Linked DNA regions of Homo sapiens: region 2 is linked to region 1. Evidence: read pairs that join two places in POLR2A ChIA-PET (ENCODE). Cell type or tissue: PC-9. All regions are shown on one strand.

Region 1 (4,000 bases):
GGAATGGATTCAGGCCCCTTCCTCAGCCTCATTGGTCCCCTCTGCCCCAGATGTGGATGAGTGTGCCCGAAGCCCCCCACCCTGCACCTACGGCCGGTGTGAGAACACAGAAGGCAGCTTCCAGTGTGTCTGCCCCATGGGCTTCCAACCCAACACTGCTGGCTCCGAGTGCGAGGGTGAGGCCGGGGAGGGAGGGAGGAGTGTGGATGGGTGAGGGGGGAGTTGGACCACTTCTTCAAGGCCACCCTCTCCCCTGCCCCCCAGATGTGGATGAGTGTGAGAACCACCTCGCATGCCCTGGGCAGGAGTGTGTGAACTCGCCCGGCTCCTTCCAGTGCAGGACCTGTCCTTCTGGCCACCACCTGCACCGTGGCAGATGCACTGGTGAGACCAGGCCCTGGCTGTGACCTTGGGCCTGCATCATGACCCCCGACCCTTGACCCAGATCACAACTATGACCTGGCCGTAACCTCCTGACCTGGACCTCAGTCCCTCAGTCCCCAGAGCCTGTGACTCCTGACCCTGACCTGGACCACAACTCTTGACCCTGAATGTGACTCCTGAGACCCAACTTGACAGTAACATTTGACCCTAACCATCACCCTTGATGATAGTCCCTGCCCATACCCTGATAGCAATTGTGACCCTCATGACTCTGGCCCTGAATGTGACCTATAACTCCTGAATTTGACTGTGACATTTGACCCTAATCATAACCACTAACCATAGCACTGACCATAACCTTGACTGTGTGACTCTTGGTCCTATCTCTTTCACAGCCCCTGCCTCTTCTCAGAATCCCTTCTCTGGAACCTGGTTGGGTTCATAATCCCTGACCCTGGCCCCTGACTTGAGGCAGAATTCTGGACCCTGACTATAACTTCTGATCCTAACTGGATTCAGATTCCAGTCACTAACTCTGACCCATGGCTCAGCCGAATCCCATCCAATGATCCTAGTTTATAATACTTGACTGGTCCCTTGCCCTAGTTGATTTCTGATCCCTGTCTGATCCCTCTCCTGACTCCAAAATCCTGGCACAGGTAGTTCCTAGAAACCTAGACCCACAGGACTTGCAACCATGGTCCCCGGAACCCGAGAACCTTGGTCAGCCCTACCCACCTCTGCCATAGAGCCCTCCCCCAGCCTCCAACTCATGAGACTTCCCACCACCTCCCCCAGACACCCTACTCCAAGGGGATTGGTCGGGTGTGTCCCGAGACTGGACCCTTTCTGAACACCCCCACCCCCCACAGATGTGGACGAATGCAGTTCGGGTGCCCCTCCCTGTGGTCCCCACGGCCACTGCACTAACACCGAAGGCTCCTTCCGCTGCAGCTGCGCGCCAGGCTACCGGGCGCCGTCGGGTCGGCCCGGGCCCTGCGCAGGTGAGCAGCATAGGGACCCGCCAGAGAGTCTGGGAGTAGGGCCTGGGTTCCAGGGCAAAGCCGGCTGGAAAGGTGGAGGCGGGACCAAGGCGCTGTGGGAGGAGCTTAGAAACCTGGCATTGGTGGGGGCGGGGTTACTGCGATGTGGGCGGAGCTTGTCTGGGAGGCCGGGTCCCGTGACTCCGCCCAATCTCCCGCGTACCCTAGACGTGAACGAGTGCCTGGAGGGCGATTTCTGCTTCCCTCACGGCGAGTGCCTCAACACTGACGGCTCCTTTGCCTGTACTTGTGCCCCTGGCTACCGACCCGGACCCCGCGGAGCCTCTTGCCTCGGTTCGTACCCGGGCTGATCCTGGCCCCGGAAAGGGTGGGCTTAGGGCAGGAAAAGGCGGGACGGGGAGAAGAGGGCGAAAAGGGGAAAACGAGTTTTTAGCCGGGGTATTCCAGCAGGATCAGGGGGCAGCTGGTGGGAGTCTCGAGGCAGTGAGGGGGGGCGGGGCGTGGAGATGAAAGGGCCGAGTCTGGGTATTTGGACCGTGATTGTAAAGAAGCTGTTCTAAACCCGTCGGGGGGCGGTGTTTGCAGGGAGGGAAGTAGCGTGAGGCAGGTTGGGGAAGGCGTGAGAGGCCTAGGAGAGCCGAGGGGCGGTGGAGGGGTGTGGCCTAGAATGTTAGGCGGAGCGGGAGGTGGGCCGGGCCTTCGGACGCCCTGTCCCGCAGACGTTGACGAGTGCAGCGAGGAGGACCTTTGCCAGAGCGGCATCTGTACCAACACCGACGGCTCCTTCGAGTGCATCTGTCCTCCGGGACACCGCGCTGGCCCGGACCTCGCCTCCTGCCTCGGTGAGAGGCCCCGCCCCGGCCTGATCCCTCCTCCCTTCGACTCCCCGACTCGCCGATTGGCCTCCCACCTCTGTCTTTCCTCCTCCGCTTCTCCCCTCCCCTTACCTCTTTCCCCCGCCTCCTCTCCTAGCCTCCCCAACTCTCCTCTACCCCAATCTTCTCCTGCCCTCTCCTCTGCTTCCCCGGCCTCCCCCTTCTGACTCTCCTCTCCCCTCTTTGTATCCCCCATCTTGCCTCCCTGCTTCCCACATCCGACCACCCGACCTCTCTCCTCAGACGTGGACGAATGTCGCGAGCGAGGCCCAGCCCTGTGCGGGTCGCAGCGCTGTGAGAACTCTCCCGGCTCCTACCGCTGTGTCCGGGACTGCGATCCTGGGTACCACGCGGGCCCCGAGGGCACCTGTGACGGTGAGCCTGCCCCCACCCGCCTTCGCTAGCGCTTGCAACGCGGTGCTGGAGGCTGCTCCCTTGGGGACTGAGGAGGGGCGCCCTGCTTCCCAGACTTAGGCGGAGGGAAAGAACACCCTCTCACCGTATCTCTGTAGTGGAAATAAGCCGCCACCGTGTCCATGTATTTTCTTGTGTCAGGATCACGGCCAAGCCTCCCTTCCAGCCGCAGTCCATTCCCCCTCTGCAGCTGAAGCCCGGTCCACATTTTAGGCTATGCCCCCAGTAAGACACCGCCCCAAAACTGTTAGGCCCCGCCCCTTCCAATCGGCCTCTGGATTAAAACCCCCTCTTCAGGCCCCTTCTCTTCCTAACAGAAGTTTGGACGTGCCCTTTCCGCGCCCTCCACCAGTCCTACTTCCAGCCTTCCCTCCAAAGAGGCCCAATCCCGGTGGCCCTAGGCCCCATTCTTTCCCAATGAGAAATTCCCAAGGTGAAATTCTCCTAGCATTGGCCCCCGCCCGTTTAAGCTCTGCCCTTCCTTGGTCTCTCTAGACAGGGCTTTCCATTCGCTCGGATGGCTCCAGTCTCTCGAACACTTAGGCCCTCCCTTCCTATCTTTGCTCCGCCCACAGACCCGCCCCTTGCCTTTTCTTACTTTCCAGGCCTTCCCTCCCGCCCCGCTCTTTCACCCCTCCCGGGTCAGGCTCCAGCGAGGCAGGAGGGTGGGGCTAATCTTCCATACAGTATATATTTTTTTGTGTCGGCGGGGGGGGGGGGGCGGTGATGGTGTGTGAGTCCGCATCTTGTGGAACACATGAAACAAAACATCTGTGGGCTGCCGTTGACTCTGCTAGACCTCTGACTCATGGAAATCTAGCTTCATAAGATCTCATTCATTAATTCCACAAGAATTCACTAAGCACCTACTCTATGCCAGCGTCTGGAAAAGGTAATAAGAGCAACAGGAAATAAGTCATATAAAAACCCCTGCCTTCCTGGAGTTATTGTGGGGTAATAAATATGTAAATAAATTCAAGATTTATACAGCAGGCCAGGAGCTGTGGCTCATGCCTGTAATCCCAGCACTTTGGGAGGCCAAGGCGGATGGATCACGAGGTCAGGAGATCGAGACTAGCCTGGCCAACATGGTGAAACCCCGTCTCTACTAAAAATACAAAAATTAGCTGGGCATGGTGGCATGCGCCTGTAGTCCCAGCTACTCAGGAGACTGAGGCAGGATACTCGCTTGAACCCGGGAGGCGGAGGTGGCAGTTGAGCCGAGATCGCGCCACTGCACTGCAGCCTCGGCGACAGAGTGAGATTGTCTCAAAAAAAAAATTTATACAACAAAAAACTGGGGGGCACCTTACTATATGTTGG
Region 2 (4,000 bases), 65 kb before region 1:
TCATTTGCCTTCTAACTCTATGAAATTTTGGTTGATGCAGAAGTATTTTTTAATTATTTTTTTAATTATACTTTAAATTCTAGGGTACATGTGCACAATGTGCAGGTTTGTTACATAGGAATTCATGTGCCATGTTGGTGTGCTGCACCCATTAACTCGTCATTTACATTAGGTATTTCTCTTAATGATATCCCTCCCCCCTCCCCCCACCCCATGACAGGCCCCGGTGTGTGATGTTCCCTGCCCTGTGTCCAAGTGTTCTCATTGTTCAGCTCCCACCTATGAGTGAGAACGTGTGGTGTTTGGTTTTCTGTCCTTGCGATAGTTTGCTCAGAATGATGGTTTCCAGCTTCACCCATGTCCCTACAAAGGACATGAACTCATCCTTCTTTATGGCTGCATAGTATTCCATGGTGTATATGTGCCACATTTTCTTAATCCAGTCTATCATTGATGGACATTTGGGTTGGTTGCAAGTCTTTGCTAATGTGAATAGTGCCACAATAAACATACGTGTGCATGTGTCTTTATAGTAGCATGATTTATAATCCTTTGGGTATATACCCAGTAATGGGATCACTGGGTCAAATGGTATTTCTAGTTCTAGATCCTTGAGGAATCGCCACACTGTCTTCCCCAATGGTTGAACCAGTTTACATTCCCACCAACAGTGTAAAAGTGTTCCTGTTTCTCCACATCCTCTCCAGCATCTGTTGTTTCCTGACTTTTTAATGATCGCTATTCTAACTGGTGTGAGATGATATCTCATTGTGGTTTTGATTTGCATTTATCTGATGACCAGTGATGGTGAGCATTTTTTCATATGTCTGTTGGCTGATGCAGAAGTATTTTTATGTGATCAAATTATAAATCTTTCCCTTTATGTTTTTTATGCTTGGAAAGATTTTTCTCCATCCCAACATTATAAAAGCATTTGCCCAGGTTTTCTTTTAGTGCCTTATGGATTTACTTACTCTGTTTAGGTCTTTAATCCATCTGGAATTGTTTTCAGTACAAACAGCAAGGAAAGGATCCAGCTAAATTGGTTAGCCATTGGCCCATGACCATTCATTAAATAATCCATCTTTCCCTTGGGGATTTGAATTGGCACCTATGAAACACATGAATTTTCCTGTGTATTTGGGTCTGCTTTTGCACTTTCTGTCTATTCCTAAGACACAGCAGCCATCCAAATTACTATAGCTTTGTATTTATTTTTGATAATTTCTTACTATCAAATTTTTTTATCCGGTAATCCCAGCACTTTGGGAGGCCAAGATGGGCAGATCACTTGAGGTTATGAGTTTGAGACCAGCCTGACCAACATGGTGAAACCCCATCTCTACTAAAAATACAAAAAAAATTAGCAAGGCATGGTGTCAGGTGCCTGTAGTCCCAGCTACTTGGGAGGTCAAGGCACAAGAATCACTTGAACCTGGGAGGTGGAGGTTGCAGTGAGCTGAGGTTGCCCACTGCACTCCAGCCTGGATGACACAGCACCCAGGCTGATTTGTTCATCCTGAGGTCAGGAGTTCAAGACCAGCCTGGCCAATATGGTGAAACCCCATCTCTACAAAAATACAAAAATTAGCCGGGCATGATGGCAGGTGCCTGTAATCCCAGCTACTCAGGAGGCTGAGGCGGGAGAATCACTTGAAGCCAGGAGGTGAAGGTTGCAGTGAGCCAAGATTACGCCATTGCACTCCAGCCTGGGCAACAGAGCGAGACTCCATCTCAAAAAAAAAAAAAGCGTTAACAAAAAATTATTACTATATTTGATGGTAATAATTTTGGAAAGTTGACTCTTTGGACAAATTCTTTAACTTCTCTTGGCCTTGGTTTCCTCCTCTGTAAAACAGGGAGACTACCAATCTTGAAGGTTGTTCTGGGAATTAGTGAATTAATGGACCACTTTAGTTCCGGGGTCAGGTAAGCCTCTTTGAGAAGGTAATACTCCAGCTGAAATCTGATTGACAAGGAAGAGCATGCCTGGCAGAGGAAACAGCAAAGGCAAAGGCTCCGAGGCAGGGACTAGCTTAGTGTGATGCAGGTTCATGCGGAGCGCATCGCTCCTGGAGGGGACTGAACAAGGAGAGGGTGGAAGGGTGGGCCGCGGTGAGGGGTCTGGCTGTCACCATAAGGGTACTGGAGAGCCACAGCAGGATCAGGAGGGCGGGTGGGGCCCATTGACCCTGCCTCTGTCCCCACAGTCCATGGAGTCGCAGGTGGAGGAGTGGTACCGCGAGGTGGGAGAGCTGCAGGCGCAGACGGCGGCGCTGCCGCTGGAGCCGGCGAGCAAGGAGCTGGTGGGTGAGCGGCAGAACGCGGTGGGCGAGCGCCTGGTGCGCCTGCTCGAGCCGTTGCAGGAGCGCCGCCGCTTGCTGCTGGCTTCCAAGGAGTTGCACCAGGTGGCGCACGACCTGGACGACGAGCTGGTGAGGCCAGCGCAGGGGCCTGGGGCGGGGCGGGGCGGGGCGGTGGGGCGGAGAAGGTGGGCATGGGGCGGGGCTGAAGATGGAGACGGCTGAGACCCTCCCACTCATACGCTGAAAGACGCATTCAGCCGTTCACTCATTCATTCATTCACACTCATTTACTCACTTTGAATCATTCGTTGATTTATTCATGAAGTCACTCATTTATTTATTCACTCATCCATAGTTTGTTCTTTCCTCCACTCATTTATTTACTTAACTATTCATTCATTCACTCCTCTGTTCCTCATTCCATCACTCAATTTCCTGATTTGCTCATTCATTTGTTCACTCAGTTGATCATTCTAGCCCCAGCCCTGTGTTTGGATGATAGTGGGGCCACAGGGGTGGCCAAGGCAGACCCCATTGTGCCCCAGAGGGTTCAGAGTCCAACGGGGAAAACAGACTTGTCCCCAGACAGTGACAATTCAGGGTGGTTAGGAATATGATAGGAAACAAGACCTGTATGTGCAAAGGCCAACGGTGTGAGCCTGGCTTAAGTGCAGACAGCAAGAAAGAGTATGTCAACAGAGGAGACTGAGACAGGTGTGGTGGTGCCTGTTGTCCCAGCTACATGGGAGGCTGAGGTAGGAGGATTATTTGAGCCTGGGGATTCGATCCCATCTCAAAGAAAAAAAAAAAACAAAAAATGGAGGAGGCTGAATATTCAACTGGGCTCTTAGGCAAGGAAGGGCCTGGGATGCCGTGCAGGTTTAAAGTTTAGTTGCGATGCAGGGGTTCTTGGATGCATTCTCCCCTTGACCTGCTTCCTGTGTCCTCTCCAGGCATGGGTTCAGGAGCGGCTGCCACTGGCCATGCAGACAGAGCGAGGCAACGGTTTGCAGGCGGTCCAGCAGCACATCAAAAAGAACCAGGTGAGCAGAGCCAGGTGAGGGAGCGAGTTAGGACATTTGGATACATGTGATAGAAACAGCTGAAGGTGGTTAAAGCCAAAACAATGAATGTATTGGCTTTTGGAATTAACAAGACTGTGGACAGCAGATACAGATGTATCCAGGTGCTTCCATATATTTTCATGACTCTTGGCTCTATTTTTTTTTTTTTTTTGAGATGGAGCCTTGCTTTGTTGCCCAGGCTGGAGTTTAGTGGCACAATCTTTGCTCACTGCAACCTCCACTTCCTGAGTTCAAGCGATTCTCCTGCCTCAGCCATCCAAGTAGCTGGGATTACATGTGTGCACCACCACACCTGGCTAATTTTTGTATTTTTAGTAGAGATGGACGGCGGGGGGTGGGGTGTTTCACCAGGTTGGCCAGGCTGGGCTCGAACTCCTGGCCTCAAGTGATCCACTCGCCTCAGCCTCCCAAAGTGCTGAGATTACAGGTGTGAGCCACCGCGCCCGGCCTGTTTGTTTTTCTGCATGAGCTTTCTTCTTAGGCCAGTCCTCCTCTCCTGGTGATAAAAGGCCTCCAGTGGATTCAGGTTTACCTCCCACCAGCAAAACTGAAGAGAATTTCCCACCTCAATAATGTCAGCAGTAGTCTCAGGAATAACTCTCATTGGCT

The links. ChIA-PET counts read pairs that join two places held together with the same protein. Peaks named below come from ENCODE experiments on the same cell type or tissue, not always from the same donor. Only the 100,000 strongest peaks of a DNase experiment are listed, where the experiment ranks them.
Region 2: POLR2A ChIA-PET joins it to region 1 with 6 read pairs; 12 of 35 experiments call an interaction of 5 or more read pairs at or near these places.

What each region holds. Positions count from the first base shown.
Region 1 is chr19:40,611,809-40,615,808 of GRCh38, forward strand. It overlaps LTBP4 (latent transforming growth factor beta binding protein 4), which reads left to right. Exons shown (of 30, transcript NM_001042545.2): 14 at 51-176; 15 at 265-384; 16 at 1,257-1,388; 17 at 1,596-1,721; 18 at 2,108-2,230; 19 at 2,507-2,638. Among named protein-coding and RNA genes, the nearest start is that of LTBP4, 12 kb to the left of the region's middle. RefSeq lists enhancers at 2,097-2,644, 2,866-3,145. In PC-9, no CTCF peak of the experiment used is centred here; DNase peaks (open chromatin) are centred at 1,553, 2,113, 3,203 and 3,513; H3K4me3 peaks cover 2,650 bases; H3K27ac peaks cover 2,526 bases.
Region 2 is chr19:40,546,979-40,550,978 of GRCh38, forward strand. SPTBN4 (spectrin beta, non-erythrocytic 4) reads left to right here. Exons shown (of 36, transcript NM_020971.3): 21 at 2,211-2,435; 22 at 3,260-3,349. Among named protein-coding and RNA genes, the nearest start is that of SHKBP1, 28 kb to the right of the region's middle. In PC-9, CTCF peaks have their summits at 2,283 and 2,482; no DNase peak of the experiment used is centred here; H3K4me3 peaks cover 439 bases; H3K27me3 peaks cover 966 bases.